4 separate regions of the Homo sapiens genome follow, and all the other regions are linked to region 2. A link is a loop called in an ENCODE intact Hi-C map of the cell type or tissue named here. Cell type or tissue: Calu3. All regions are shown on one strand.

The links. A loop is a pair of places that touch in the nucleus more often than their neighbours do. Peaks named below come from ENCODE experiments on the same cell type or tissue, not always from the same donor. Only the 100,000 strongest peaks of a DNase experiment are listed, where the experiment ranks them.
Region 1: it touches region 2 in a loop (5-fold over the local background); 10 of 110 quality-filtered maps call a loop at or near these places.
Region 3: a loop joins it to region 2, with 7 times the contacts of the local background. A loop is called at or near these places in 19 of 110 quality-filtered maps.
Region 4: it touches region 2 in a loop (5-fold over the local background); 14 of 110 quality-filtered maps call a loop at or near these places.

What each region holds. Positions count from the first base shown.
Region 1 is chr17:72,460,955-72,468,954 of GRCh38, reverse strand. All of the region lies in intron 1 of LINC00673 (long intergenic non-protein coding RNA 673), which reads left to right. Among named protein-coding and RNA genes, the nearest start is that of LINC02003, 120 kb to the right of the region's middle. RefSeq lists enhancers at 183-860, 3,247-3,456. In Calu3, no CTCF peak of the experiment used is centred here; DNase peaks (open chromatin) are centred at 2,614, 3,254, 5,474, 5,964 and 1 weaker place.
Region 2 is chr17:72,122,921-72,130,920 of GRCh38, reverse strand. SOX9 (SRY-box transcription factor 9) reads right to left here. Exons shown (of 3, transcript NM_000346.4): 2 at 7,949-8,000; 3 at 4,505-7,378. The coding sequence ends at 6,534. Among named protein-coding and RNA genes, the nearest start is that of SOX9, 5.9 kb to the right of the region's middle. RefSeq lists an enhancer at 7,203-7,726. In Calu3, no CTCF peak of the experiment used is centred here; DNase peaks (open chromatin) are centred at 3,670, 6,710, 7,210, 7,340 and 2 weaker places.
Region 3 is chr17:72,416,926-72,424,925 of GRCh38, reverse strand. LINC00673 (long intergenic non-protein coding RNA 673) reads left to right here. Exons shown (of 4, transcript NR_152516.1): 3 at 3,860-4,226. Among named protein-coding and RNA genes, the nearest start is that of LINC02003, 78 kb to the right of the region's middle. RefSeq lists enhancers at 84-163, 174-223, 757-826, 1,737-2,046, 2,127-2,536 and 3 more. In Calu3, a CTCF peak has its summit at 4,216; DNase peaks (open chromatin) are centred at 1,915, 3,555, 3,895 and 4,775.
Region 4 is chr17:72,334,948-72,342,947 of GRCh38, reverse strand. LINC02003 (long intergenic non-protein coding RNA 2003) reads right to left here and starts at 137. Exons shown (of 4, transcript NR_135222.1): 1 at 1-137. In Calu3, no CTCF peak of the experiment used is centred here; a DNase peak (open chromatin) is centred at 3,657.

The DNA of each region.
Region 1 (8,000 bases), 340 kb before region 2:
ATTCTATGCATTGCTTATTTTAGTTCGGAAGACAGCAATAGTAGGCATTATTTTTTATACCATCTTGCCACACCCAGAGTGGCAAGAAGAGGTGGTCGCTGGCTTCTGAGGTCAATGTTTCTTGCACTTTGGAGACTCATAGTCCAAAGAGTTCCTTTCTGATCTGGGTGGAGGTCATCAGTGCTGGCTGAAGTAGAACCAAAGCAAGCAAGCACCCCTTCTGAGAGTCTTGAATTGAATTGCACCTACCCTTTTCCACCCGGCCTCCCCAGGCCTTCCCACACAAACAGGGAGAGGTAGGGGAGAACGCTGTGTTAAAAATGTACTGTCTGTTTAGTTAGAGGACTTGGACTGTTCAGACAAGCCCTGTTCGCCCTGGCATTTCTCACTGTCGGAAAGGTGACTTGGTCTCTCTGCCTTTGGTCTCAGTGGGAGGAGGCGGGGAGGTGGAGTCCTGCAGGTGTGGTCGCCGGCCAGGGTTTTATATGTTTTGCTGCTGAGGAGAGAAAGCACACACAGTTCAGGGCTAATGACAGGGCACCGCAGGTAGGAACATGACTGAGCCCTACAGCTTGCACATGTGTGGTTGGGCAAAAGACAATTGCAGATGTTCCTGGAATTCCCAAACCGGATACAAAATCGCTAGCAGGATGCAGAGAAAGAGGAATGAGCCAAGTGTTTTACATAATGAGAAGCTTGCCTCCCGCCTGGTCTCTCTCTCTCTCTCTCTCTCTCCCTCCCTCTCTCTCCCTCTCCCTCTCCCTCTCTCTCTCTCCCTCTCTCCCTCCCTCTCAGTGCCGTGGCGGGTCGGGCCTCCTTTTCCTGAAATCCCAAGGATTAGGAAACCAGTGTGCGTGTCTGGAGGGCGGAGGGCGGCTCCAGCAGACGGCCTTGTCTTGCTTTGGTCGGTTTATATCCAGGATCCGTGCCTTTCCACCGGGTGTGGTGGGCCCAGAGGCAGCCAAGGAGTGTGCTCTTCTGTCCAGATGAGCCTTGGTGCCCAGAATGGAAAAGAAATCAGGCATCGGGCCTAAGAGGAACTGAAAGCAGCCACCCAACTCTTTCCCAGGGCCCTCATTTTGAATAGAATTCTCTCTGGGTGGCAGCAGACTCAGCTCTGGGACATTTTGCCTCCAGCCTGGACCTTGGAGGCTGACAGTGGGGAGGGCTGGGCCTAGAGGAAGAGCAGAAATGGGGAATATTTGGAAGCGGAGGCTGCTGGACGCAGAGACCTCCTGTTGGGGGTAGTACGTGGAGACAGAACCCTGCTTCTGGGCATCCTGGGGTAGTACTCACAGGGGCAGGGGGCCCAGGCATCTGCCAGAGCCAAAAATAATGAGCCAAGGCTCACATCCCTGCAGTTGGCTTCTCAATCACCGTTCAGTACCTTCTATGACCCCCAGTACAAGGTGGCCCTTAACCATTTGTCAAATGCATCCACTCTCCTCCCTCTCCCCAGTTCTAAAGGGTTCTTGGAGTCCATCTGAGCTGTGTTTCACTTGAGCGAAATGTTTAGGAGTTGGGCAGGAAGACTACTCCTTCATGGTAGCCTTGATGGAAGGTTTTTCTGAACAAGTGATATAAATCCCATGGGGTGGCTCCCCAGACACCTCCTTCTCATCACCTCCTTAACATACAGGAATCTGTGTTTTTAAGGATGCTGAACCCGTGCATCCCGTATCTCTGTCTGGAATTGCACTTCAGGTTCCAATCCTTGCTGCAGTGAACCTGGTGAGTTAATTTTCTTCTCATCAGTTTCAGTGACTACCTCCACAAAACACAGAGAAAATATTTACCTGTCTCATATGTTAATATGAGGATGAAAAGCCGTTTTTCCATGTCAAGTTCTTTCATGGAACAAGTGCTCAATACATGGGAGCTATTATCACGATTATCATATTCTTTTCAAAAGAAAGAGCTCTCTCAGGGTTTCCATTTAAATATTTGATTCTAGACCAGGAGTTGGCTAACTACAGTCTGTGGGCCAAGACCGGCCTGCCACCTGTTTTTGTACAGCTCGTGAGCTAAGAATCCTTTCCACATTAAAAGTTAAAATCAAAAAAAGGAATATTTTGTGACATGTGAAAATTATATGAAATGTAAATTTCCAAGTCTATGAATAAAGTTTTATTGAGACTCAGCTATACCTGTTCATTTGCTTATTGTCTATGGGTGCTTCATGCTACAATGGCAGAGTTGAGTAGCTCCGATGGAGATGTCATGGCCCACAAAGTTGAAAATGTTTACTCTGTGGTCCTTTACAGAAAAAGCTTGCCAGTCCCTATTCTAGATGACTGATTATTAAACAGGGAGTGTAGGAGTAGGTACCTAGTACAAAAATTGCTGGGCTTAATGCTGATTGGAATAGAGTTCACTAACAGTTGGAAAAGAAGAAAATGCAAGTATCTTTGGTATTTTAAAATAACAGAAGTAAAAAGGAAACAGGGACTGAGTTTTTGAGAATCCTGTACTGTTGATGATGTCACTTTTTCAGAAGTAATCTCTAAGTTTCAGTACACAGGCTGTAGGTATTTGCAGAGGGTGTGTGTTCTAAGATTCCCTTAAGCAGGGAACTCCCTAGGCTGTTGAATGGGTCAGGGTGGGGGTTGACAGTGGGGAGTGGAAGGGGGAGGCTTGACTCATGTCCACCCTCCTCATCCCTCTGCCTTTCCACAAGTGGGAGCTGCCTGTAGAAACAGAGCATTGCTTAAGAAGCTCAAGTTTTATTTCACCTGTTGGGTGTATTTGTCTGTTTATACTCTGCCTCATTCCACTTTCTTCTAGAAAGGATTTAAGGCAGCCAGGACCCTTCAGTGTCAAAAATCCCAGATCCTAGAAGAAGCAATGCCTAGGGGCTGTGTTTGAGGGGAGTACGCAGAGTGAGGTGTCACTGATGATTTCAAAGAGGTGACCCTGGAGCTGAACTGTTTTTCAACGAAGGGAACATTCTTTTCTTGCCTTTATCTCTCTGTCCCCTGTCACCCCGATCTCTGCTCCCACTCCCAACTCCTCAAAGGGCAAATTGTGTTGCCTTGGGTCTCATGGAGGAGAGAAGGCAGGGACAGAGAAGAGTCTGCCCGAAGCAAATGCCAATCCTTGCAGAGTGCCGAGCGAGCTGGGAGCAGCGGTGAGCTGGGTTGAGGGGCAGCCATAGGAACAAGCGCAGGGAGAAGGCTGAGTAATGGACGGGAGGCACAGTGGGTGACAGGGCTGAGAGCACAATTTATGAGTCACCCCGAGCAGCTGCTCTTTGCCCCAGGGGAGCAACTCACACATTCCCAAGGGAGCCAGTGCCTGGGAGACGTGACGTCGTTGTCACTGGGAGAGGAGTTTCAACCATGTGTGGCTTCGGAGGAGCTTGTTCCCATGGGTAACACCCAAGATTCTCAGGATGCAAAATCCCAGCCAAAAGGAGATGGGGCTCTAAGACTTCTTGTGCATGCTTGTATGTATGTATGTATGTGTGTGCAGGTGTGCATATGTGTGTGTGTGCATGTGTGTGAAAGAATGTGTCTCCTCCATGCTGAGACCTCATTATTAACTGCTGATCTGTGCATCCAGGGTGGTAAGAACTTTCATCGTTCATGGAGGAGGTGGTGGCTCTGTGACTAATAGCCCGCCAGTCCGTAGCCATCCCAACATTTTTCTCAAGGATGCTCCCTCCACAAAATCCTGCTCCAAACCCATGATTTGCATGAAACATTCCCTGTTCAACCACGACGGCTCCTCATCTGGCATGTACATTTGGATCATGGTTAGAGGGGGCTGGCCACCTCTGATTGAATTCAGAAAGCCAGCCCGGTGCCGCCCACTGACTCTCTCCCAGGCATCAGCCTTAAAGTTCTGGCAGCTATTCCCAGCTAAATGGGTGCATCAGGCCTTCTTACTGCATAGATAGTTAATAGGGGAAGGAAGAGAGCTCACTCACAGCCTCTCACTGCTGCAGTTTGTTTTATAAACCTGATAGGCACACAGCAAACCCAATGACCAGATACAATGGAAGCAGCCTTTCCTTTTGCACTGTCACCAGCCGTGGCTTTATAAAACCGTTGTTTTTCCTTACCTGGGAAGCCCTTGGGCTGTCCCTTACTTCCTTGATAAGCCAGGCAAGGACATGACAACCTTTAAAATATTGTATCTCTGTGGATAACTGAGCCCAAGAAGAGGAAGGATCTAGTGTATGCCTCCTTAACAATGAAATGAAAAACACAGGGAGCCAAAACCAAGTTTAAATGAGGGTCAGTGGATAACGCATGAACTGGGAACACAATTTGGTTGGGGAAGCTTGTCTATCCGTGGTGTTTTCTGGATAGCTGTTTTCCAGCACACACAAGTATACAACACTTATTTAAAACAGGCCAAGTGCGGTGGCTTACACCTATAACCCCAGCGCTTCGGGAGGCCGAGGCGGGAGGATCACTTGAGCCCAGAAGTTCAAGACCAGCCTGGGCAATGTAGTGAGACCTCATCTCTACAACAAATTTGAAAATTAGCTGGATGTGGTGGCACACACCTGTGGTCCCAGGCACTTGGGAGGCTGAGGCAGGAGGATTGCTTGAGCCCTGAAGGTCAAGGCTGCAGTGAGCCATGACTGTGCCACTGCACTCCAGCCTGGGAAACAGAGGAAAACCCTGTCTCAAAGAAATAATAAAAGAAAAGAAATAAAACAGACTTCCCCAAGAATAGTAAACCACAGTTACAAGTTCATATTTGTAAGTTTATTGTTTTATTGAATCTATTTTTTGGGGTGGATACTTGTTGATAGTCCCTGTGGGTACCTGGGATGTTCCTCCTAGCATAGACGGCAAAAATTTCCAGTGAATTCCTCATTTCCTCCTGTTTCTTTGTGAATGCCCGTAGCTTTAAGGGCCTCTCACCTCCTCAGAGGCAGAGGAGGTTTGTGGACTGGGTGCTAAGCTAATACCCAGGAACTGAATTTTGTTTTGTTTGCTCCACCCACTCTTGGGTAGAGGTGCCGATAGGATGGCCACACTGTGGCCACAGCAAACAGAAATGACCAGCACTACCCAGATAGGAAGCACACGTGCCCAGCTGATCCTTCGGTCCTGGGGAGCTACCTGAATCTCATGGGAAACCCACTTTCCTTTTTCCCCACCACAGACTTGGCTTTCTGCTTCCTTTCTGCTCTGCTCTTTCTGAAAATGCAAATGTGTGTTGGGCAGATCTCCTATGCAGGGAGATTGGCAGAGCCCCTAGGGACACTTGACTGACCAAGGCTTCTTCGTGGAGAGCTGTTTTCTGGTTTATTCTGTCTTGTGATCGATAGGAAACACTGGCCAGGCTTCTTATTTTCCAAGGCTGCTGCTTTCTGACAGGCTTTAAGGGATTAAGGGTTGAATACAGGTGGGTTTCTTCCCCCTCCTGACTCTGTCACCTGGACATTGCCATGGCAATAATCCTCCCTGAAACAAAAATAAAGGGCAGAACCGGTTGGACAGAAAGTGTAGCCGAAAAGTCTTCCAGGGACACTGAGAGTTGAGGGACTTTGAGGCCGCATGGGGCTCCATAGAGCAGCAATCCCCAACCTTTTTGGCACCAGGGACTGGTTTTCTGGAAGATAATTTTTCCGTGGATGTGGTGGGGTGGGGTGGGGTGGGGGTAGTTTCTGGATGATTCAAGCACATTACACTTATTGTGTACTTTATTTCTATTATTATTACATTGTAATATGAAATAATTATACAATTCACCATAACATAGAATCTGTGGGAGCCCTGAGCTTGTTTTCCTACAACTAGACAGTCCCATCTGGGGGCGATGGGAGACAGTGACAGATCATCAGGCATTAGATTCTCATAAGGAATGCACAACCTACATTCCTCACATGTGCAGTTCACAATAGGGTTCTCGCTCCTATAAGAATTTGATGCCATCACTGATCTTACAGGAGGTGGAGCTCAGGTGGTAATGTGAGCAATGGGGAGCGGCTGTCAATACAAATGACACTTTGCTCACTCACCCACCACTCACCTCCTGCTGTGCAGCCTGGTTCTTAACAGGCCATGGAGCAGTAATGCGTCCATGGCCTGGGGGTTAGGAACCCCTGCTATAGATCATGTCCACAAGAGCAAGGAGGTAAAAAAAAAAATGAGTGGCCTTGGTGTTAGGGAACACTATACATCAAAGTGCCATCAACTTGTGCTTTAGAGAAAAGCTGCAGTTTGGTTCCTTCACAGATGAGGTGGAATGATTTTCTTTCTGCAGCCAGCAATCCTGTCTGGTCTCCCTCCACCCATGGAGGGTTCAGAGCAGTAGCTCCATAATCTGTCACTGGAGTTTAGCTGGTTTGTGATTCACGAGGAGGAGAGGGAGGCTGGGGATTATAATCTGTTCTGCAAAATCTTGTGGGCTGTGCAATGGTTGAGGTTTTTGGCTGCTTGAAAAGCCCTGAGGTTTTTTAGGAAGGCAGATTTTACTATGTCAGCACTGAAAGATTGGTTTTGGAATTTAGGGAGGAAAAACCCACAATAGCTAGAAGAAGAGAGGTGAATATTATTCTCTGCTAAAAAGAAAAAATTCTTTTATCAGTCTCCTGGAGAGAAGTGGGACTGGCTTTTGGTGGTTACAGGGTGGGCTGTCAGGAGTCACTTTTCTTCACTTCTCTCTCTCTCTCTTTTTTTTTTTTCTCTCTTTTAAAGTCCTCTGTGGAATGTTTGGAAAAGATTGGCAGATTCTAAAAGAAAATGCTGTTGGCTCCTGGAATTGTCTCAGTGGCAGCACAGAGTGATGACCCTCTGGGACTTGGTACCAACAGGCATCTCACTGCCCTGTTTCACTGGAGAGAGAAGGACAGAAAGGGAAAGAGAGAGGAAGGGAAGGGGTGAAGAGGGGAAGGGAGGGAAGGGAAGAAGGGAAGGGAGAGGAAGGAAGGAAGGAAAGATAGATTGAGATCTGCATGGGGTAGTTTTGCATGCAGCCTCCCTTGGGGCAGGGAGGTGGTTTGGCAACCTGGCTGACCTTTCCAGGACTTCTCTAGCCCTGAAAGACGAGGCACACACATTGTTGGGTGACGTGTACAGATGAACGTGGCAGCTGCTCGTCCATTCACCCAACAGATATTCACTGAGTGCCTACTAAGTGCTGGGCGCTAGTGACCAACAAAACAGAAAAAAACCTTTGCTCTCCCTCACTAGAGTGAAGACAGACTCTAAGCTGATAGACAAATTGATCTGGAAGTGATAAATGCTGTGGAATAAAAGAGAGGGGTGAGGGATAAAGAGTGATGGAGGGCACAGTTAAGAGTGTGGCCGGGGATGGGCGCGGTGGCTCACGCCTGTAATCCCAGCACTTTGGGAGGCCGAAGCAGATAGATCATCTGAGGTCAGGAGTTCGAGACCAGCCTGACTGACATGAAGAAACCCCGTCTCTACTAAAAATGCAAAATTAGCCAGGCGTGGTGGCGCATGCCTGTAATCCCAGCTACTCGGGAGGCTGAGGCAGGAGAATCTCTTGAACCTGGGAGGCAGAGGTTGTGGTGAGCCAAGATCGCACAACTGCAGTCCAGCCTGGGCAACAAGAGCCAAACTCTGTCTCAAGAAAAAAAAAAAAAAAAAAAAGAGTGTGGCCAGGCTGGGCACGGTGAATCACGCCTGTAATCTTAGCACTTTGGGAGGCAAGGAGGGTAGATCGCTTGAGCTCAGGAATTTGAGACTAGCTTGGGAAACATGGTGAAACCCTTTCTTTGCAAAAAATACAAAAATTAGCCAGGCACGGTGGTGCATGCCTGTAGTCTCGGCTACTTGGGAGGCTGAGGTGGGAGGATCATCTGAGCCCGGGGAGGTTGAAGCTGCAGTGAGCTATGATTGCACCACTGCACTCCAGCCTGGGTAACAGAGTGAGACCCTGCCTCAAAAAAAAAAGAAAAAGAAAGAGTGTGGCCAAGAAAGGTTTTCTCAGGAGATAACATTTGAACAGAGACTGGGCAGATACTTGGGAGAAGAATGTTCTAGACCAGTGGTCAGCAGACTGTGGCCCTTGAG
Region 2 (8,000 bases):
TCCCGTTATGAACTCTATTTCTAATTTTCTTTTGAAAACTGAGAGGATGGGGGGAGCCTCTGGTAGTTGCCTATGCCATTTACCAGTCACATAACCTTAGGTCAATTGCTTAATCTCTCAGCCTCAGTTTCCTTCTTCATAAAGCTGTAATAAGAATACCTGTCTCAAAGGGTTGTTAAATAGATTACGTGAGATCATGTATATAAAACATCTGTCACAGTGACTGCGAAAGTAAGGGCTCAATAATGCAAATCCCTTTGCCATTTTTTTTTCTTCCGTTGGGCCTGTATAAGTCATACGCCAGTCAAAACAGGAGGATATGTAAAACTTGGGTTGAAAAATCAATTGCACAATTACAGGATAGGTAAGAAATTACTTAACGTAACATAACTGGGTGACTTGGCTGCTACAAGAGCTAATATGATTTTAATGTAAATTAATAGAAATATGATTTCTGATGACAAGAATGATGAGTCTATTTGTCTTCCGTGTTAGCCAAGTATTTGGAGTCCTGGAAAAAAATCTGAGTGCACTCATTTGAGAATACTAGTAAGTGAAGTACATTCAAAGAAGACTGTCAAATATAAAAGGGTTTTGGAACCCTATCACATGTAAAATGTATTGGAAGTGTTTAGATTGGGAAGAGTAAAAGAAAACTTTAAAACTGCACACATAGTTGAAAGGCTGTCACTTGGAAGAAAGATAAGACACACTGTTCTGCTGTGGAGGTGGGCCACCTTGGACCATCGCGTGGAAACTGCAGAGGTAAGATTTTTCCACAATTAAAGATCTCCATGGTGGATGTGAGCTCTCAATCCATGCAGGTATTCTGGAGGCAATGGAGGAGTATTCAATAGCTGAGATAATGTATAAGAGATTTTTGCAATGCAAACACAAATAAATTAAAAGACCTTTCTTTATACCTTCCTCATTTCTGATTCCTTCCTCATATCTGCAGGGTACATTAACCAAATCTGTAGAGATCAAAAGGCCCTTTGGATACTAGGGACTGGATTTTTCTCTTGGGATCTCTGCTATAAAGAGGATTGTGAGATCCATGAATCCATGGTTCATTAAGAGGTAGAGAGACTAATAGAGGGTTACTGGGGGGTGGGGCAGAGGGGCAGGAGGGAGTGGCTAAGGTAAAAATAGAGTGGGTTCCCTTTATGTAAATGGAGTCAATTTTATATCACTGAAAAAGAGATGAAGATCAGGAGAGGAAAAATGAACTCAGCATGTTCTCACCAAAACCATTTCCAAATCCATCAACTCCTCCTTCCCTGTGCCTGTTCTCCCAGTTGGCTCTAATGAGTTGCATTTTTTCCCCTATGGCATGCAAACAAGGAAAGACCAGGAAGTACTATTTATTTGCGCCCGCCTCCTCTTCATGAAAATGTAAGCTCCATGAGGCAGTCTTTCTTGTTCATGGTTGCGTCCTAATCAAATATTTATGGCAAGAATGAGGAGTGGGAATAATTCTAGAGTGGAATATGACAGTGGGAAATAATGGTGATCAGATGAACCTCCATATAAAATCCTGAATGCTCAAGGGACATGTCTAACAATAGCTTCAAGGAACTATTGCCCCAAATTTAGCCTGGTTGTTTTCTGAGATTACCTGGCCCATGTTGTATCTGGTCAAAAAAGAACGATTCTCCAGAAATTCGGAGTAAAATAGTTCTAGTCTGTGCTTGATAAAAGAGGAAAAGCTCAATCAGGGCCCAGCAAAGTTTTCAGCTGTCAGAGTCAAGGGGAGACTGAGAAAATGCAGAGGAGAGATGGCAAAGAAAAGAAAAAAAGGAATGAGCAGGAAGAGGAAAGGGAAAGAATAGGAGGGCAGGTCATTGCATTTCTTGTGTGCAAGAAACCTGTCTTATGCCCGTAAGTGAATGTCATTTGAGAAGCAAAAATTCATTTGACTCTCAGAGGGATGAGAAACTGTGTAAGGACAAGTGGTAGAGTGTTATTGCAGAGATTCCAGTGTGTTCTTTGGCAATACCGTCACGTTCATGGATACGATGGAAGGTAGATATTTGTTTAGCACCTACTATGTTTCAGGCACTGTTGAGAACAGAAAGAAATGTATTCTGCTATCTTCTATGGCAGCCTCTAATGCTTCAGTTTACTGGCCAATAGGTGTGATCAGGGGCAGATCCAGCTTTTGTGTGGCATGAAGTTTATGGTTTTTTTTTTTTTTTTTTTGAGGCGAAGTTCTTTAAGAAAAAGAATTTAAATTTTAAAAATTCAAGAATAAGTCCAGAGCCTTAAAAGGAGCCTGTGCTTTTGAGAGGTGCTGAAGCTTGAGCTTTGTTTGCTTCATAGTAAATCCATCTCTGGCTGTAGTGATAGTTCATCGATTACTTTAATATAAACGTGCCACCATGCTGCCTCACAAACGTTCATTTTGGAAATCAGGGAAGGAAAGGGATGGGATGGAGCTGAAGTGGGAAAGTCAAACAGCTCCAGTGAATCCCCATGGCTCTAATTTAATAATAGAGCAAAAGACCGATTCTTAAATGAGTTTATTTTTATTCCCTTTTGCTAAAAATTTCAGTTTTGTTAAAATGGTTAGAAAAGAAAAGGTTTTATTTTAAGTGCAAACAAACAAATAACCCTGGATCTACATACAAACTCTTTCCGGTGTGGAGGACTCTCCTAGGTTTCCAGTCAATGTGTTGCTGTTGCCAGGGTGATAAGCTCTGTGCTTCTGGTGTTAGACTAAAAATTCCTCCAAAATATTTTATAATCTGGTGATATTGGGCTTTGACTAGATCTGATAGATATGGGGGTGAGCGGGATTCTGAGGAATTCTCTCCCAGCACTCCTGTGTCTCTTGCATTTTACTGTGTATCAGAGCCACTTGGGGAGCTTATGAAACTCTTTTTCCTGGCTATTACTCCCAGGAATTCTAATGCAGGGGGACTGCTGTACAGACCAGGAGACTCCAATGCAGTCAACTCCCAGATTGCTCTGGCTAAAATCTCCTCTATTAACAACCCTGCTCTATGTAGGAGGAATTATAAACATACTCAGCAAAAGGGGAAAGTGAGGCACGGGAAAGCAAAACAACTTGCTTCAGTTCCCTTCACAAGTTTATGTCCGAACAGAATATTTTGGCTTCAAGAAGTCCTGGCAAAGGCCACATACTGGGAAAAAGAGCATATTTCTGGAAGGGAGAACAGTCTAGCAAACATACAGATTTGCTAGGGAAGGGGGTAGTCGCAGTGGAATGGTGTGTGTTGATTTTAATAGACAAAGGGATTAGAACGAATAAGGTAGGCAAGAATTAGTGAACACCACAGAGACTTTTAAAAAGGACTTTGTGAGTGTTGGCAAGAGAAAAAAAAAATAGAGATTTTGTAAGAAGGGAGGGCCTCAGCGCATGGAAGGCTATGTCACAAACAAGGAACAGAATTTGATGTCTGAAGGGGTAGGGAAGGATTTGCACAGTCCCCCGCAGATCACAGGCCCTCAATCAATGTTTGTCGAAGGAATTTGCAAAGGAGGCCGAGTACTAATGTTGCCTCGATTTGATAACTACCATTTTCCTGGTTGCCATGTTCCTGGTGTGGGATGTCAGCCAGGAATCCAATAAGCAGAAACAGACAATGTGAGGTAATGCCAGAGAGGTTGGACTCTGGTTAAGACTGCCAGAGACACAGGCCCAGTAGTAAAACTAGCCTGAGAGGGTGAAGGTGACTGACTCTTTAGAGACACTTCTCCAATCATCTGGGGTGTGGGAGTGGGGATGGGGAGGTGTGCCCATGTGAGGGAAGGAGTGATTTCATCTATTTAATGAAAAATGACCTGAACGTTTCTCTGAACCTGGAAACTCCCCATCTAACTGGGGCCAAGGAAAACAGGATTAGGTCTTGTTTCTTCTACAATGGCTTTGCGTCTGCTTAGAATGAGTTAAACTGGAGGGAGCAGAAAAATCATCCCCTTTCATTGTCTCTACAGAGAAATCTGGAAGGCTCTGAATCATTTAATGGGTTAATACGACAGGCTTCTCTCTGGTTCCCTGTAGACACTGATTTTCTCTGGCTTCCTTTGCTTTTTAAGTGGATACTCCATTTCTTGGGTATGTGTTCATAGGAACGGAAAGTTTGCCATATTAAAACCAGATAAGCAAGTCACCCCTCTGGCATTCTGTCTACTGACAAGCTCCTGATTTCAGGTCTAATATTCCCTGTGACCTCCACAAGGGACAGCTTTTGCCCTGAAGCATGAGGTCATGAAAACCACAACAAACATTTTTGCCAGAGTGAGCAACTACTGACATGTAATTTTCTGTGTGATCTATTGGAGTGGCACTTTTCAAGATTTTTCTGCCTAGATTTTTGGAGATACAGTCTTTTCCTCAGCTTGTTTTCTAGGATTGCCAAAGGTGCTGATAAAAAACAAAAACATCACAGCAATCAGCACTCCACAATGTCTTTTGTGCTCAAATTTGCCAAATCATCCAACAGGAGAACTGGGTGAATAAATCCACAGGGCCACTTTCTTTTTAATGCAATGTATATTTATTGTAAACAATAATATACAAAAAAAAAAAAGAGAAAGAAAAAGGGAAAGGTAAGTTTCACGGAGAGAACAAAAGGTTTGGGGCTGGGAGGGAAACAAGTGAAACAAACAAAACACGAACACAAACCAAAGCTTTTACCTAAAGACAAAATATGATTTAAATGCCAGGTTTCTTAAGTTACAGAAGTATCTTTTTAAAAAGATCTGCTTTTATACAGAAATTGAAGGATGCCATATTATGAGTGCTTTAAGATTTTATTCTACTGACTTCTAAAACTGTTAATATATCTTTTTTTAAATAAAAAAAAAAGTTTGCTGTCTTTTTTAAAAAGCAATCCTCAAACTCTCTAGCCACAGCAGTAATTAAGATTAAGGTCTGTCAGTGGGCTGATCCCCTCCAGGTAGCCTCCCTCACTCCAAGAGAAGATGCAGAGAAATATGGATGACACATGCTTGCATTGTTTTTGTGTCAAAACACACACACACCCACACACACACACAATATAAGGCAGCCCAAAGGTCTGTGGCAGAAAACACTGCAAATGACTCAGTGATACACTACATTTGCAATCTCTCATTTATACAAAAAAAGAAACAAGTTTCCAGTTTGTTTTCAACAAAAACAACAAAGAAAAAAGGGATGGACAAAAAGGCATTTATACAAATCTAGGGTGAGGAATACAAAGAAACTTGCTTTTAATAATAAAAAAAGATTAAAGAGATAAATAAAAAAAAACTGGTTACAGTTAAGAACATAATTTAACAACAGATGACCATACCCTTTGAGGAAAGCTCCAACAACCTATTTTAAAGAAGGTAAAATTGGAAAAAAAAAAAAAAAAGAATTTTTTTTTGTTTTAATTAAAACCTCTCCTTACAAAATAAATAATTTTAGCAAGTGGAATGTCTTGAAGGTTAACTGCTGGTGTTCTGAGAGGCACAGGTGACAGAGCGAGCAGGCATCTGCCTTCCACATGGGGCCCAGGCAGGCAACCGGGGGCAGTGTGCTCGGGCACTTATTGGCTGCTGAAACATTCCCAGAACAGATTTCATCTCCTTTGCTTGCCTTTTACCTCTTTCTTAAGACTGCAGTGAACAAGCAAAGGCAGGAGGAAATGCACTAAAAGAGTGCAAATGTTTCCCAGCAGCACCGTTTTAAGGCTCAAGGTGTTTTTCTCTTCTTTAAAAAATATATATATGATAAAGCTTACCAAATGCTTCTCTAGACTATTGTTTACTCCCATAATTGCAAAATAAGGCCTTTATTTTTTTTTAAGGCAGCTCCTCCTTAAATCGCAAAGCCTGAGGAATTAAGCAAAGTTAACCCCCAAAACTGATCACATAACACAATTCTGTTTTTAAATGTTAATACAACAGGATTTTTTTTTTCTTTTTGTAAGAGAAAGCAAATCTGTACAAAAATACTCTGGTTGCAAGAAAAGCTAGGGCACACTGTTCAACTAAGAGTAGTTTAGCTGTTGGAAAAATAAGAGCATTTAATTTTATCTAAAAATATGTATAAATCCCCTCAAAATGGTAATGAATCATACACAGTACATACTAAAAATATTTAAAATAGAGAATATTCCTCACAGAGGACTTTTTTCTTTAATTACTGCTAAAAAAATAATTACAAAGTCCAAACAGGCAGAGAGATTTAGCACACTGATCACACGATTCTCCATCATCCTCCACGCTTGCTCTGAAGAGGGTTTAAAAAGTCCAGTTTCTCGTTGATTTCGCTGCTCCATTTAGCCAAGGTTGGCCTGGCCACTGATTGGCCACAAGTGGGTAATGCGCTTGGATAGGTCATGTTTGTGTCTTGGAAATTTGGGTACGAGTTGCCTTTAGCTTAAATGTCTTTAAGGAAGAAGAAGAAGAAGAAAAAACAAAACAAAATAAAAAAACAAAAAAACACAAATGTCCAAAGGGAATTCTGGTTGGTCCTCTCTTTCTTCGGTTATTTTTAGGATCATCTCGGCCATCTTCGCCCTTCGTGGGAGGCCTCCTCAAGGTCGAGTGAGCTGTGTGTAGACGGGTTGTTCCCAGTGCTGGGGGCTGTGGGTCTGCGGGATGGAAGGGACCCCAGAGGTGTCGGCGATGGGGGTGTACATGGGGCGCTGAGCGGGGTTCATGTAGGTGAAGGTGGAGTAGAGGCCGGTGCCCTGGCCTGCCGCGTGGCTGTAGTAGGAGCTGGAGTTCTGGTGGTCGGTGTAGTCGTACTGTGAGCGGGTGATGGGCGGGTAGGAGGGGCTGTAGTGTGGGAGGTTGAAGGGGCTGTAGGCGATCTGTTGGGGCGAGTGCTGCTGCTGCTCGCTGTAGTGGCTGGGGCTCAGCTGCTCCGTCTTGATGTGCGTTCGCTGGGACTGGCCCGGCTCGCTGCTCAGCGTGGTCAGCGTGTGCGCCTGTGGCTGCTGCGGGGGTGCCGCCGGCTGCTGTGGGGGCGCCGCCTGCGGCTGCGGGGGCGCCTGCGGGGCCGGCGGGGCCTGTGGGGGCTGCTGCGGGGGTGGCGGCGGCGCCTGCTGCTTGGACATCCACACGTGGCCCGCGCTCGCCGGGGTGGCCGCGGTGCTGCTGATGCCGTAGCTGCCCGTGTAGGTGACCTGGCCGTGCGTGGCCGGCACCCCCGGGTGGCCGTTGGGCGGCAGGTACTGGTCAAACTCGTTGACATCGAAGGTCTCGATGTTGGAGATGACGTCGCTGCTCAGCTCGCCGATGTCCACGTCGCGGAAGTCGATAGGGGGCTGTCTGCCCCCCTCTGGCAAGGGGCGCCCCTCTCGCTTCAGGTCAGCCTTGCCCGGCTGCACGTCGGTTTTGGGGGTGGTGGGTGGGGTCGGTGGGCCCTGGGATTGCCCTGTGGACAATAAAAGAACAAGCACGAGAAAATCAACAAGGGCTGTGCAGACGCCCTAGTCTTAGGCACCCTCCGGGGACCCTCCCTCGCTGCTAAAGTGTAATAAGGGCCCGCACCCGCGCAAGAGGCGCGCTGCACCGGAGATAAGTCGCCCAATGATTAACCCGCCGGTACACACTGGACAGCCCCCTTTTATCAGGGGAGGGTCTGGGGCCCGGAGGGTCCGGAAGACCTAATTGCTACTTGTGTAAGAGCCCTGTGTGTGCTTTTGGGGTGGGGGAGCAGAGAAGAAGGGAGAGGTCTTGTAAGGCTGTTAAGGGCATTTTACCTCCCAATAAAAAAGTTAATCTCTTCGGATGCTGGGATTGAGTTGGGGTGTGTGTGTTTGTGTGTGTGTTGTTTGGATGCCTCTTAGGCTCTGGGTAGAGAGGGGAGCGGGACGGGCGCAAAGGGCAGTGTGTCCCTCCCGGGAAGCATAAAGTCCCCACGAAGAATCTCCCAGGCGGAGGGCAGGGGGTGTGCCAGGCGGGACGGAGATAGCTTGTCCGGTGGGGTCGAGGGGCGACTCACCCGAGTGCTCGCCGGGGGAGTGCACCTCGCTCATGCCGGAGGAGGAGTGTGG
Region 3 (8,000 bases), 290 kb before region 2:
GTAGGAGGATGTTTTGGGGAAGAGCCTTTGGGACAGAGGGAGCAGGTACATTGGGGCCCAAAGCAGGCAGGAGTATATGGTGTGCTTGAGAATCAAGCTCAGTAAGTGCTGAGCGCCGAGAGGGGCGGTGACCGTCAGACCAGGTCAGGCCCAGAGGCCTTGGGCCTTCCCTCTGAGGGACCTGGGAGCCAGGCAGGGTTTTGAGCAAAGCATGCTGTGATCCGACTCATTGTGAAAAAGGCCTCTTTACAGGGAAGCTGAGAGCAACAGGGCGGCCAGTGGGAGGAGGGGATGGCAGGGGAAGGGTCCAAGCAGGAGGGGTATCGAAAGTGCCTGTTTGTGTCCCAGGCACACAATGGCACACATACGTTACCATAGAATGACATCGATGGTGGTGATAATGTCAAACGCCACGGTGCCACATCTCAGGGACTGATTCTGAACAACCGTGACTCCCAGATTCAGGATAGCCTCTTGCATTGGGGTCGTGGCTTCATATGAGGGTCACTCTCCTCACCCTGCTGCCTGCAGAGCCACCAGGGTTCACACTGGCAGATTGCAGCCCCAGCAGTAAAAAAAAAAAAAAAAAAAAAAAAAAAAAAGAAATGAAAGGGAGTGGGGAAGATGGGTAGGAAGAGAGAGACAGCAAATGCCCCCTTCCTCCTGTTCTGATGAAGTTAGGGTATGAGGGGTACAGAGTGCAGGGAACACCCAACAGGGACATTATCATGCCATGGAGCAGCTAATACTGCTTGAGATCATTCTTCGTGGTCTCCCTGATGCTCTTTGAGGGGTCCCCTTGTTGTCTCGCAGCCTCTTAGCACCCTCCCGTCTTCCTCCTCCCTCCAAGAAAGGACAACTTGACAACGGCAGGAATGAATGGGTCGGCCGTCTTTCCTCTTGTCTTTCTCGTCCTGCAGCCACAATGATCCTCCAGGCAGGACAGGCTAAGGGTGCTTCAGAGCTCGCAGAACCAGCGTGTCTTTCTAAGAATGCTTCTGGGACGGCCCCGTCTTGGTGGTGATTAGCAGCTGTCCCGTGATTGCACGTAACCTGAAAACAGAACCTATAAGGGAAATGAATGCCTGGTGCCCTTGGTTGGGGGACCTTGCTGTTCATGCACACGGTGGAGAGCTAGCTGGGGGCCACGCCAGAACCCCCTTCTACCTGATAAAGCCTTAGAATTGTGGACATATTGCAGTCTGCTGGAAGCGCTTAGAGCAGGAAAGGGCAATGGGAGTGGTGGGGTCTTTACCTGTGTGTTTCTCCCAAGGTTGAGTGTGTTTCTGAGTGATCCCGCCAGGCTCCTGGGCAACATGGACACTTTCCTCCCCAATGCCTTGCATTCTTCCGCTCCCAGACCAATGGCCCAGGGAGATGGAGCAAGATGGTAGCCTCATGGCCAGGTCCCTGGAGCCAAAGTTTTAAACAGTGATATTACAATGTTACTGCCTTGTGTGGATTTCACATACTTCCTTTTAAAGAACTGTCACATTCCCTACCATATAGCTCCAAGAGCTTCTGTGGTGAGATCATTAGGAGGAAGGACTGTTTTTAAAGGTGAAAACTCTGACGCTCCAGGAGGACACGCTGTCTCCCCAGGTCCATCCATCGTGTGTGTGTGTGTGTGTGTGGCGGGTAGGGGAGAGGTGCTGCGGCTCGAATGTTGGTTTCTGCCATAACCATAATTGAGAGTGAAAAACCCGGGCCCTGGGAGAAAGAAGCCAGTCCTGGTTCTGAGTGTCAGCGGCAGTGCAGATGAGCTCACCCGGGGACCAGAGCCATTTAGAGGATTTGCAGATGGAACTTCCCCTCGGGGTCCAACTGTGAGTCACTGTGGTTCCTGTCCCTGCAGCGGGCTCCATCTCCAGGCCTCCCACTTCACCCTGGGACATTATGGTCGCTGGTCAGACCTCATGACTCACTTGGACTCTTGAGCCACCTCTGGGGGTGGAGTCTCTCTCCTGGCATCTGGACCCTTGGTGCTATCGACGAAGCTTGGCTGGCGCTCTTAGCTGCTATGTGCAAGACGTGTGTCCCAGGGAAAGCCCCTCTCTCTCTGCAGAGGTCAAGTGAAAGCCACGGCCGCAGCCAACAGAGTTCAAAATGCAGGCTTGGAAAGTCCAGGGGGCTCTGTGGAGGTGAGACAGCCACAGGCTGAGCTTTCTGAGCCCTTGGGGTGAGTTTGGCTGTGATACCTGAGAGATGGGGGAACTAACAAGCGCCGGGTTGCAGTGTCGTCCCATGCAGAGGAGCGAGCAGAGTTCACCCAAAAGGCCAACGGCTGGCAGGGTGTCACGTTTCCCACCACACCCGGGGCTCAGCCTCTGCTGTCATTTCTCCTCCTTGGTTTTCATCTTCTAAGGGAAGAAATAGTGTCATCTTTTCTCAACCTGTCAGTCTCACACCTGCCTGGAGCCCCTGGCAGTGAGACACCCAGTGCTGTTTAATCTGATGTCATCTCTGTTGATTGTCTGTTTTAGAAACCAGGTAGCAAGAGGGACTTTCTGAGGATTAAAAAAAAAAAAGTAAATCCCCAAACTATTTCGGGGAGGTTTTTTTTTTTTTAACCTCCTGTTTTTTAGTTTCATTATTTCTTTTTCTCTTACATACACTCTTTTTTAATTAAGAAAAATTAATTTTTTAAATTAAAAAAGACCAAATGCACCCCTTGGGTTGAGGAGTTATGAGAGCAATGTTTAGGGTAAAGGTCAAAGGTGAGATGGATGTCACTGGGTCTTGGGCATGGGTACCCACCTGCTGGCAAACATAAGAGAGGCCATACGAGAGTGGGGAAAGAAGGGTTACTGAAAAATGCATATGAGCTTGTTTTCTCTAATGATGTTTATTTGTTGTCTATCAGGAGATTAGTCCTGAGAGACTGACACCAGAGCCACCTGACGAATGTGGGTGCTCAGAGCCTTGGACTCGATGACCTACCTCTCCTGCCTCCCACCTGACTCCTGAAGTAGGGGAGTGTATTAACAGTCACAGGCCTCAGTTTACCTGCTTTCAGCCTCTGCCCTTCCCGAGAGGGTTGAAGCTGACTTGCTGCATCGCAGTTTTGTCCTTTAGTTCATCAGCTCTGGAACTTTCCACTTCTGGTGTTTTTGGTTTCCAAACAGAGGATTGAGGACGTATGAGAGCAATGTTTAGAGTAAGGTCAAAGATGAGGTGGATCTAACTGGGCCTTGGGCATGGGCGCCTACCTGTCAGACTCTGTCCTTCTCAGACAGCTGCCCAGGCAGGAGCTGCCTCTTGGGACAGTGAGTGGGCCATCTCCATTGAGAGAGTAGGGGGACAAAGGGAAAAGGCAGGGACTGGGTCACTCCTGGGGATGCTGTTTGACATAGACCATGAGGGTCAGCCCCACTGGGCCTGGCTGACCTGGTAGATGGGTAGGTCTAGGGTATGAACATGGATATTAGTTGGCCAGGGTGTGAGAACTTGTGTGAAAGGGTCGGCCCCTGGGTGACTCAGTCTCCTAGCAAACTATAAAAGGGAAGTGACTCATTTCCAGCCCTGAACAAGAACTCCTAAGGCTAGGCCGCCAGCACCTGTCTGGGACGTGGTTAGTTATTAACGCTGCCAGTAAGAGTGTCATGGGAACCAAACGCAGGCCTAGATGCCTGGAGGCAACTTGGCTTTTCACAGCTTGCAACTGTCCACTCACCTTCCCTTGCTGTGGCTCCTCTCTGCCTGACCCCAAATGCAGAGGAGCCCCTTGAACTCTTAGTTGCTGGTGGCTCCCCAGGTGCCTCTTGAGGGTGCAAATTCCACAGGGGTTGGGGAAGGGGGAAAAAGAAATGGGTTGGTCAGGGGAAATCACAACTTTTTTTTCTTTTTTTGTCCTGTTTAGAAGATCAGGTTCAAGTTGCCAGCCAGACTCTGGGCTTCCAGGAGGAGTGGGCTGTGGATGGCCTGGCCTCATTTGCATGTCCCTCTCCTCCCGGCCCTGCAGGTGCCACCTCCTGAGTCCTGGTTCCTGCGGCTCCGTCGAATCTGCAGTGAAGGCCTTTGGGAAGCGTGGGTTATGTGGGTCCAGGGGTCCCATCCTCCCGTGGAGGCCCTTGACCTGAGGATCACTAACTCACACCCCACCGACTTCCGGCCCCCAACAAGGGCAGTGTTCCTCTTGCTCCATTCTGCTCTGAAGTCCCCCAAACCGCTTCCTGGGGCTGCTTAGTGAAATACAAGGCTCATCTCTGAGGACCTCTACAGGGCTGGTGAGTTGAGCCAGGAGTTCAAATCTGCTCTGCCTTCTCCTTTCTTTCTCCACGTCTGGAAAAGTACAGAATGGGCAGCTTCTCCTCTCAGATCCCAAAAGGCATGTTTTACTGCTCCTGGGGGAGGCTCAGCCTGGGCACAAGCTATGTCTACTCCTGCCAGGGCCCTGCCCCTCCACTTCCAAACTGTCAAGCAGGAGGAGGGAGGATGATTGAACAGAAAGACACAGGAGTTTTAGTGAGTCAGGCTCCCCAGTGTCCAAAAAGGGACCCAGGGCCCAGGGGGAAGAGACATCCCTGGTATTTGTTGCCACCTTTGTAAAACCCTCAAGTGCTGGCAGGCAGCACAGAGGGAGTGGCGATGCCACTTGCCTGCCTAGTCTATGGGAGGAATTGGGACATGTGCTCCCTGGGTGGCCCTGAGCAAGCCATCGAACTGCTCCCCCAGAGTTTTCCCCATCTGTAAAGTGGGAATAATAACAACACCTGTCCTGCTTACTTGACAGGGTTTATGTGAGGCCGGCTGAGATCACTGAGCATGTGACAGGGCTTTGGGAGTGGTTAAGGGCCACCCAGATCGGGGTTGAGGCACCGGGGTGCTTATGGTGATTAGCAGCAGAGCAAGGCCTGAGGTCTGTGCTCCCCAGGGAGGGTGGCTTTACAGGCACCCACCTGCGGCTTAAGAGCTTCTTGGGCCTCCCACGGCTGATAAATCACCACCGGGTGGGTGTGCTTTGTCTGGGCTCCAGCATGAGCAGACAGCCTGCCCTTGGCAGCTGCAGAGAGCAGCTCCTCTGCCTTCTCTCCCTTTCTTAGTGGGTTGGGCAGGCGCAAAAATAGATCCCAGAACCCCATCTCTTAGGTTTTGCCAAGGGACCCTCCAACTGCTCATCTAGACATTCTGGTGGCATGGAGTTCCTTTCTCAGGTCACATAACCATTGGGGGTGCTGATTTAGGTGTCTCCTGGCATAGGATTTGCCCTGGTTTATCACCTGCTGCTTCTGCTGCTGCTTTTTAAAAAAATTGAAGATGGGGTCTCACCATGTTGCCCAGGCTGGTCTTGAACTCCCAAGCTCAAGTGATTCTCCCACCTCAGCCTCCTCAGTAGCTGGGATTACAGGCTCATGCGACCATGCCCTGCTTGTCACCTTGCCATCAAAGAAGAGAGACTTGCAGAAGAGTGTCAGATTCTATCCCATAGTGCAGTATACCAAGGAGGTGGTCTGCAAATGGCCATTGAATATACAAATAGTCTCAGACTTAGCATTTTCTTTCTCATGGTTTATTTTGCTTTGTATAGTTCCATGCATTTGTTGAAAGGAGGAAGATTGAGATTTAAAGGAACATCCCTAGTGGGATAATACCCATCTGCTTAGTGCCTTTTCAGTGCTCAGCACTGTGCTAAGTTATTTGAGTACAGTCTTTGTTCTCATATTTAATAAAATCAGACTCTTTTTGACCACCTCATTCCATCTCCCATTCAGACCCACAACATCCTCCCAGCCTGTCCAGATAGGTGCTTTCTGCTTGGACACTTTAATGATGGAGAATTTTATCTCTCCTGAGGCCACCCATTCTAACATTGGCAACTGCAGTTGTTGGGAAGTTCATCCGTTTAGGGAGTGTCCATCTGCCTTTGGATACTTCCATCTGTAGGTCCTGGGCAATGAACAGGGGATGAGAGTATGGCATTATGGCTGAATTGTGGGATGCAGACTACAGAAAAGTTCTGTGAAGGGATGGGACCTGGAAGAATCAGAGAAGACCTCGTGGAGTTACTGAAACTTAGAGAAAAAAATGGACTGAAATAGAGAGAGAGCAGGGAGGCTGGCTATGGTGGCTCATACCTGTAATCCCAGCACTTTGGGAAGCAGAGGTGGGCGGGTTGCTTGAGCCCAGGAGTTCAAGACCAGCCTGGGCAACATAGGGAGACTCTGTCTCTACAAAAATTAGCCACACAGGTAGCTAATTTTTGTATTTTTTTGTAGAGGATCCTGGTGGGAGGATCACTTGAGCCCAGGAGGCGGAGGTTGCAGTTAGCCAAGATGGCACCATTTTACTCGAGGCAGGCTACAGAGTGAGACCCTGTCTCCAAAGAGAAAGAGAAGATGAAGGCTTTCTGTAATAGTTTGAGTAGTGAACTTCCAAAATTCATGTCCATCTAGAACCTCAGAATCTAACCTTATTTGGAAATAGGGTCTTTGCACATGTAATTAGCTAGGATCTTGAGATGAAATCATCCTGGATTCAGGTCCTAAATCCAATGACACATCCTTAGAAGAGAAGAAGACAGAGAGAAAGGCACTATGAAGATGGAGCAGAGATTGGAGTGGTGCATCCGCAAGCCAAGGAATGCTGAGGATTGCCTGCAGAAACCAGGAGAGAGGCAGGGGGCAGATTCTCCCCTAAAACCACCAGAAGGAATCAACCCTCTCCATACCTTGATTTTGGCCTTCTGGCCTCCGGAACTGTGAGAGAAGAAATTCCTGTTGTTTTAAGCCATCAGTTTGTACTAACTTGAAATGGCAGCCCTAGTAAACTAATACACCACCCAACCTTGAAAGACAGATAAGAGTAAGGAGGCAAAAATAACCATGCTTTGAGGGTTATTTTTGCAGCCCAATTCCCCAACCCCCCACCTCAAGTCTGTATTTCTCCCAGACTTGAGGTGGGGGGTTGGGGAATTGAGCCGCATGGTAAGGAGACTGGACTCTTTCATTTGTTAGCAGGCAGGGTCTGCAGGCCAGATGCCTCATGGTGCCAGGATGAGGTGTGTGTAGAGGAGAGTCTTTTTGCCAGGAACCTTGGAGGTTTTCAGAACCCAGAAGGATGCCAACTCTGGACCTCCTGCTCCGTTTGACTTCCTCTACTAAATTTCCACCAGTTCCTGCATCTTTATTCATAGAAAGGGATCAAACCATCCTTAACACTCATACCACTCTGCAAATAAACATGTAACTTATACAATGACAGAAGGAATTATAAGATGCTTACTATTAGAAAAATGTATAAAAGCAAAGGAAATAGGAACCATATTTAGTTATAGGATGTTAATCTTTTATCATTAAGTAATAGTTCAATATTTTCTTGATTGTTTAGTATTTCATTGTAGGAACATGTGACATGGTTATTTTTTAATAGTTTTTTTATGTTTCCAACATTTTTTTCCCTTTTGCTGTGAAATAAGGCTCTGATGACAATCCTTGCAGCAAACTTTATTTATATCTGTACTAGCTTCCTGAAGCTGATGTAGTAAGTTACCACAAACTTGGTGGTTTAAAGCAACACAGATTTTTCTCTTGTAGCTCTGGAGGTCAGAAGTCTGACTGAGACTTCTGGAGCTAAAACCAAGTCATTGTCATCAGGGCAGGTTTCTTTTGGAGGCTTCAGGGGAGAATTGTTTTTTGCTTCTGATGACTGCTGGCATTCCTTGGCTTGGAGCCACATCACTCCAGTCTCTGCCTTTGTGGAGTTCTCCTCTCTGTAGTCAAGTCTCCCTCTGCCTCCTTCTTATATGAACACTTACAGCTACATTTAGGGTCCATCTGGATAATCCAGGATAATCTCCCCATCTCAAGACCTTTAACTTAATTCCATCTGCCAAGTCCCTTTTACCATATACCATAAGGTAACATTCATACATAGCAGGGATTAGAACATGACTGTCTTTTGTTAGGGAGTGGAGGGGAGCAAGAGTTTGTGCCATTATACAGCTCATCACCATATTCATGACTATTTTCTCACAATAAATTCCTAAAAGTGGACCTAGAAGG
Region 4 (8,000 bases), 210 kb before region 2:
GGGTCCGTAGATCTCTTTCTCTCTCCCATCGCCATCCCCCGCCCCCTTTCTCTCACAGTAATACAACTTCAGTTCAATACTTGTCTAGAATTCTCAGTGGGGCTACCTAGGCTAAGAGGGGCGGGGGCGGGGGAGATGACATCATATCCTCACCAGCGGATTGGCTGCTTGCAGGCTTCAGGAATGATATCATCTCGGCTTGTGCCTCCCCACCCCCCTTTACTTCCAGTCCTTTCCTGGCCGGGCAAGGCCCCCCTCCCCAGCACCCCACCCCAGGATACCCCGTTGCCTTGGAGACCACAGTTTTCCACCCCGTTGTCTGAAGGAATAGCAATTCATTATATGTGTGACGTGGGGGTGAAGGGTGCAGGGAGACCCGGGCTGGACGGTTGGGAAGGAAGGTCGTGGACAACAAAGTAATGAACAAAAATATGTTTCACGCATGAGAAGCTGTCCGAGATGGCAGTGAGGGAGAGGTCATGGCAAACGGTGTTTATGGCATGGAAAAGTGAAGATTCAAAAAAAAACCCAAGGAGAGGCCAAGATAGTGTGGAAAATATCCACCCCCTCCCAGAGACAGCTCATTAGGAAGGTTTTGGAGGGAGACTCGCAGGAGGTCAGGGGCTGCTGTGTTATCTTTGGAGGAAAGGCCATCCCTTCTCTTCCCCTCCGCAGACGTATCCAGTGAGACAACTCTCTCCCCAGCAAGCTTTTCTCAGGGAGCAGGCAGTTTCTTGAAAAAATGAACCAGATGAGGATCCACCCACCTCCAGAAACAAAGACTGTGGCTGTCTCCAAGAATGAAGCACCAGTCTCTTAGTTGGTATCCCCAGGAGACCAAGGTGGGAGGGAAGCATTGCCCATCGAGGTTGTATGTGGTGTGTGTCTGTATCTGGGTGTGTTTCCATGATCTGTGGATGAACTGCATATGCCAATCATATTCACTAGGGAATATTTCAATTCTTATTTCCCTGGGACAGGTTAAAGACAGCAGCTCACAAATTCCCCCGGGTCCTGTCCTACCTCCTTGCACGCCTTCCCCACTCTTGTCTCTTTCCAGAGGCACTCAATCTCTCTGCTTGCACTGTTCATATGTGTCTATTTATTGTATTTCTCTAGGTGTGTTTAATGTTGATTTTCTTGTCCAGGGCATTCTTTAGATTCAGCAATTCAAGGTTTGAGGTTTAGAATATTGGCGGGGACTCCTGGCAGGGATTCTGCTTTTTTGGATCCCTAATGATGTGTCAACCCCCAACTCTGTCTCTTCTTGGCCTCTCATAGGCTGCCTCTGAGGCTGTTACAGGTGATTCTGAAACTACAGCTTTCTAGTTAGAAGGAAAATAAGCACATGGCAAAAAGAGATGTTAAACAGGTACCCGCACGTACCTGAGTGTTGAAGAATGTTGGGTAATAAGGAGAGAGCCAATAGATGCATTTTAGGAACAGATTGTTTTAAAATGTGTGTGCAGAGATTGGTGTATATTTTTTCCCTATGTCTACAACATACTAACAACTCAATAAATGTTGGCTATTGTTATCTTCTTGTTTATTCTTACAGATTTTGTCAGCTAAAAGTGCATTTTTAAATACCAGCTAAAATGGATGAAAACTATATACACTATACACAAACATACACATACATGTGCGGGTCTGTGTGTACGTGCATGTCTCTCTCTATATATACATATATGTCTCTGTGTGTGGGTGTGTGTGTGTGTCTTTGTGATTGCATTTCCTTATTTCTGTTTTTGAGCTTTCTCAAATGTTTTGCAGTGAGTAGGTATTACAAATATAATCAGGGAAAAGAAGCTATTTTAAAAAATCGGTCATTGGGCAGGATGTTCCAAAGGGCAGATGAATGTAACTTCCAAGATGAAGTAACCGGATGTCTGTCAACTCAGAAAACAAGGTATGCGTTTGTCCCCTGTGGGGTGGTGACGTGAACCTCTCTGGAGTCCTGTGGCTCCTCTTCATTCTGCCTTGGCCTAATTTCTCTGCTTTAGAGTAAACGCAGCTCCTCTGAGTGCCAGGAATGGAGGTGATCTCGGGCAGCCTTCTAATCCATCCTCCTCCCATCTAAACTGAAAAGTGGATATTAATCCAAGATTTCCACAATCCGTCACCTCAGAATCCACACGCCCAAAACCAAAGTCATAATTTCTGAAACTATCTCCTACCACCCCCTAAAGTTCCTGTGTTTGCCCCAAGAACTACTATTTTTATCCAAGCCAAAACATGTAAAGTCATTTTTGATTACTCTCCGTATGTCAGTCTCTAAGAGTCACCAAGAACAGTTCATGTTTCCTTCCAAGTATGTCATTGCAGTCATCCTTTCCACTGTCCCACTTTTCTAATTCAAGCCATTTCTTTCAAATTCCAGCTTAAATGCCTTCTCTTCCATGAAGACTTCCTTGATCACTCCTGTCTTTACAGATGAACGGCTAACTGGAATACCAACAGAATAAACAGACTTTAGTCCTGCCATCTGCCCTGGCCCATGCAGCCTGGCATTGTTTAGGGGATCATACCTGGCTTCCCACCCAGGCCACATGACTCTAGAGGGCAAGACTTAGTAAGGTCACGTAGTAGGAGCTCAATATAATTTATTGGTTAGACAAGAGGAAACCACTTCTTCTCTTGACAAGCCATGTTGGTATTTTACCTTCTTCCTTTTATAGATATACCCTCCCAAACACCTGCCCTGAATGCCTACCATTTAATTTAAGCTAGCTTTTCTCTCTCTTTCCTAGTCTAATTTCTTACATGTTCTTGTCCTTTAAGATATTGATGAAACTCTACCTAAACTCCACCTTTAGAGTTTAATTATTCTCCCAGTAAGTAGTTGATTCTCTTAGTTGATTTAAAAGGCAGGACAGTCCAAGGTTTAAGGGTGTGGATTCTGGAGCCAGACCACCTAGATCCAGGGGGTCTAATATGGTAACAACTAGCCACATGCACCACGTAAATTTAAATATAGTTAAATAAAATTTAAAATTCACTTCCTCAGTTACACCAGTGACTTTTCAAGGACTTAATAGCCACATGTAGCAGTGGTGACCCCACTGGAAAGCATAGCCATGGGACATGTCTATCACTGCAGAAAGTCCTAATGCAGAGCACAGGCTAGATCCACTGTGTGTGCAACCTTAAGCAGAAATACCGTATTTGACTTTCTGGGCCAATTTCCTCATGATTCCTACCTCGTTGAGTTGTTCAAGCCTTAAATGAGTGAATACACATAAAATACTTGGAATATGTCTAGTGCATAACCACCACTCACTCATAGTTAGTTGTTACATTCTGCACAAGCTTGTGTTCTAGCTATCAATTCATCTCTGTGACCTCATCATGGGTCTGTCTTGCATTTTTTGGTAACAGCATTCTCAGGGCCTTCTGCCAAGGGCCCGCTTTGATCTCCCTTAAAGGACAGCATTATCTGACCAGAGGTATTCATGGGGCCCACCTTCCTACTCAGTCCCATACACATTTCTTTATAAAGCCATCAGCGCCCCCTTAGAAGTAAGAAGTGCTCCGTGTGGGAGCTGGGGAGGGGCTGTGAGGTTGGCAGTGAGCCCCTGTGGCTTTCAGGATGGGCTCCTTGTCTTGGTCACCACCAGGCCATGGAAGCTCTGTTTTCTCCCCGGGACCCGGGGCAGCGAGTAGAGAAGCTGGAATGATGTTTAATCAGCCTGGGCATTCCTCACTGGTGACCTAATGAGCCGGCATGACTAAATGACCATTAGACGGAATGTTTGTGTGAACTGCAATAGAAAAGTTCCTCTCAACTTCCTGAAAAGGAAGATAATATATCTAAATAGCTTCCTGTCTCTTTGCTGCCAAGCAGCAGCCGCAGCAGCAAAATAGATTCTGCAGCAGGGAAATATTTAGCACATTGGGTGTGCTCAGCCCCTCTCTGTTTGGAAGGGTGAACCCAGCAGGGAAGTGAGTGGGGCAGGAGACATTCCCAGATGCTTGTGATGTTTGGAGAGATGATTGACGATTTGTTTCTGGGGTGGAGATTAGGAAGACACAGGCCAGGTATAGAGGGTATTGAGGAGCATAGGACAGAGATGGGGTAACCTTTCAGGATCTTGTTGCTCACCTTGATGTGGTGTTGTCAGGGCCTGGAGCAATCTTTGCTTTGGTTCTTAGAAACCTCGGTTCATGTTTTAGCAGGAAAGGGAAGGACAGACTGCTTCCTGCCTGCCAGATTGCTTCCAAGCCCCTATGCATGTCTCTTTGGAAGACCTTGCCATTGCTGTTAAAAATATGCTTAGGGGCTTTGTTTTGAATGGAAACTGCTACTTTACGCAGTCAAACCACAAAACACAATCCAGAAAATCCCATCTTCCATTTGCCATGGCTCAAGAGGGAGGAGGAAGCACGAGGTGTGCCTGTCTGTGCTGCCCTGGCTGGCAGTGTCCCTGAGGACCAGCTCTTGCAGACTTAGCCAGGTACCTGTGGGCTCAGCTTTGCTAGGACTGTCCCAGGTGTGGGCCCTTCTCTCCACACCCCTCCCCAGACCTCATTTATCCCTTTCTCTAACCACAGGCTACACCAAGCCCTATTAGCAGCTGTTCTTGGGATCCAGACCAGAGATTGGCAAACTTTTTCTTAAAGGGCCAGGAAGCAAAAAAATCCTAGGCTTTGTAGGCCAAGAGGCAAAGTTAAGGCTATTAGGGAGGTACTTATATAATCATTTTAAAATAAAAGAACGCTTTTTAGTTAGAGGGCCATGCAAAAGTGGGCAGTGGGCTGGATTTGGCCTGTGGGCCGTAGTTTGCTGACCCATGATATAGGCTGTAGACTGATGAACAATTTCTGTTTCATGGATGGGAAATATTCATTGAGAAGTTACTATGTACTGGATGCTGTACTGAATGCTGGGACATAGATGAAAAACAAAACAAAACAGTGGAACACAGGCTGTGTCTTTTCTAATTGCTCGCTTTCTCATGGGATGGTAGATTTATTAAGAGGTTGCTTCAATACTAGATTGTAGGTAAGTTCAGGGGCACACATGTTCAGAGGGATGGGGTTGGAGAGGAGTGTGTAGCCCAGCTACAGCATGTGGGGTGTGTGTGCGTGCAAGAGAGCGAGGAAGTGAGCAAGCAAGAGCTTGCCATATGTGGCTATTTCAACTTCAATGAAGTAAACTCGAATTAAAAATTCAGTGCTCGGTTGTACCAGCGACACTTCAAATGCTCAGTTGCCATGTGCAGCTAGTGGCAGCCATAATGGAAAGAGAAGGGGAGAGAAAGAGAGAAAAAAAGAGAGATGACGAGAGGGGAACATGGTATAACAAGAGAGGGGAAGATGGGATGACAGAAGAGGGGGAAGATGGGATGACAGGAAGGGGGAAGATGGGATGACAGGAGAGGGGAAGATGGGATGACAGGAGGGGGGAAGATGGGATGACTGCAGAGGGGAAGATGGGATGACAGGAGGAGGAAGATGGGATGACAGGAGAGGGGAAACAGGCTTTCTAGCTCAGAGCTCAGAAGATTCCCTATTCTTTAGGTCCCTTGAGATTGATCAGGAATTTTCTTGGCCAAGGCAAGGCAACCAGAAGGGCAGGGATTCCAGGCAGAAGGCATGACATAGGCAAAGATACCAAAGTTGAAAGTGCATGGAATTCTGGGAGCAAAAAACGCCAGCCAAGGAAGAGCAGGAGATGAGACTGGAGAGTAGGCAGGAAGGCAGAGCACCAGGTCTGCCTGTATTTGTTATTCTCTGGTGGAAGAGGTCACTAGGGGACTCGGCATCCATTGCCCTTGCCTCAAAACAACAGTGAAGTGCACTCTTGTGATTGTCTCTAACGTTACAGAAGAGGGGACTGAGGATCAATTTAAGTGATGCCCAAGGGCACAGAAAAGAGAAGATAGGGCTGTAGTGAAATCAGGACCTTTGTTTGTGCTCCTTATACCATCCCATCCTCTGTCCCTCATAAATGTCACCGAGCCACCCAGATGCTACTACTGTGCCCTTGGTTGCCCTCAGCCCACAGAGGTTTTGACAGGAGCTGTGGCTCTCCAAGCCACAAGCTCTCTGTGGCTATTTCAATTTCCATTAATCAACATGAAATAACATTTAACACTCAGTTGCTCATTTGTGCAAACCATATTTCAAGTGCCCAGTGGCCCCGTGTGGCTGGTGACCACCATATTGGACAGCACAGATATGGGACAGTTCCATCATCACAGCGAGTTCTGCTGGACAGCGCTGGTCTAGATTCACCAAACTTGGGAGCAGAAATCTCTGTTCTTTGCTGGGCTTCGGGAAGCTGTGAGACATGAAAAGAAGAAAAGAAAAGAAAGCTCAGCTCTTCTTCACAAATGGGCTGTCCCTTGCAATGTGGGAATGTGTCACCACCCCTCAGTGCAGTGACCGAGGGAGAGGAGGCACAAAATGGGGCTGAGGTGGGGACTTCGTGTTTTCCCCAATATTACTAAGCAACCGCGTCCTAAAATCTCCAAAGCCAGCCACAGAACTTTGTTTACCAGGAAGAAAACACTTGAAAAGGAGAGTATTTGGCGGAAATGCACTTGAGATTAACAGGTCCCCCTCCCTTTCTTTTTCTTTTAATGCTGTTTTGTTTTTCTTCTGGGTTGTTCAAGGTAGTGACCTAGCACTCAGCCCCTTTTGCCAAGAAACTCTTTCCCTGCCTAATTAGCCTGCGGTATTGTTCCTGGGTTCTGGGAAGGGAGGGGAGGGGAGGGTGGAGGGAAGGAGGGCAGGGCTGGGCAGGGCCAATGAGGAACTGGAGAGAGGGGGCGCTGGGGCTGGTCATTAGATGCCGAGGTCTTGAAAATCTCTCTGTAATTAATTTTCTCCTGCATTCATTAGAGAAATGTTGGAACTGGTGGAAGAGGGAGGGATTTGTTGCCCCTGGGCTGCTTTTCAGGGCAACTTAAGGGAAAGATGGTAATCTGTTGGAGAGTTGGACTGAGGACGCCGTGGCCAGGGTTTGCAGGAGACTCTCCTGCCCATGATAGGAGAATACAACTCAAAACAGGGGCTACAGGGAGGCACGGGGTTCATTTCAACTCGAACTGGGTAATGGTATACAGCTCTTCAGAAACCTGGAGTGTGTGGGTTCGAGTGTGTGAGAATGTGTGTGCTTATATGTGTGCGTGTGTATACACACACACACACACACACACACATACACACACAAATCACTGCTTCCCAAACATTCACCCATGGATTCTGAATATACAGATTTAGGACTCTCTCTCTCAAGAGCTGCTTCTCCCCTCTTCCTTGTCCCCAATCTTACAAATACAGTCGCCTTAAATGTAGATTGAGCGTTGTCGGCTTGCATTCCCTGAAACGATTCCATTTTAGTCTGAACAGATGTGATCATTTTCCCCGTGCTTTTTCTCAATTATTAAGAATTCATTGTGATTACTTTCTTACAATTCAGTTTCTAGCACTGTGGAAAAGAGTCCCAAGAAAATTCCAATAAACGCTTCAGGAACCTGCCAGCCCACAGATGTCCTATCCTGAGACCCCATGTGTTGACCATGACATTTGGAGGCTGAAAGTCAGCACACATTGAGAATTCAATGCCGATTCCCTGGTCCTGTTGGCCACTTTTATGGAAATTTGAGTTGAGCCCCATGTTTTCTAGATTCTGGTACTGTATGGATTCTATCAATTTGACCAGTGGCTTAGTAGGTTTTTATAAGTGGTGGTCCACATCCAACAAGCAGTAATACCATATCTTTAAGCTTGTCTCCAAGGCTAACACCTTCCATTTACAATTCAATGAAGTTCTGTCCAAAGAGGGAGGCTCAGCCTATTTGATCCTGCTACTATTTTCAAAGTGGTCAAACCAGTGAATAAGAAGTATGGGTTTAAGCTCTGGGATCAAATGGTGTCCTCTTCACTGATTGTTAGCTAAAATTAATAGATCTCTGGTAGAAAGAGGTCGCACGGGATGAACAGGCTTGTTAATGGAATAGAAGATGGCTGGTTCACCTGGGACAAGTGCTTTG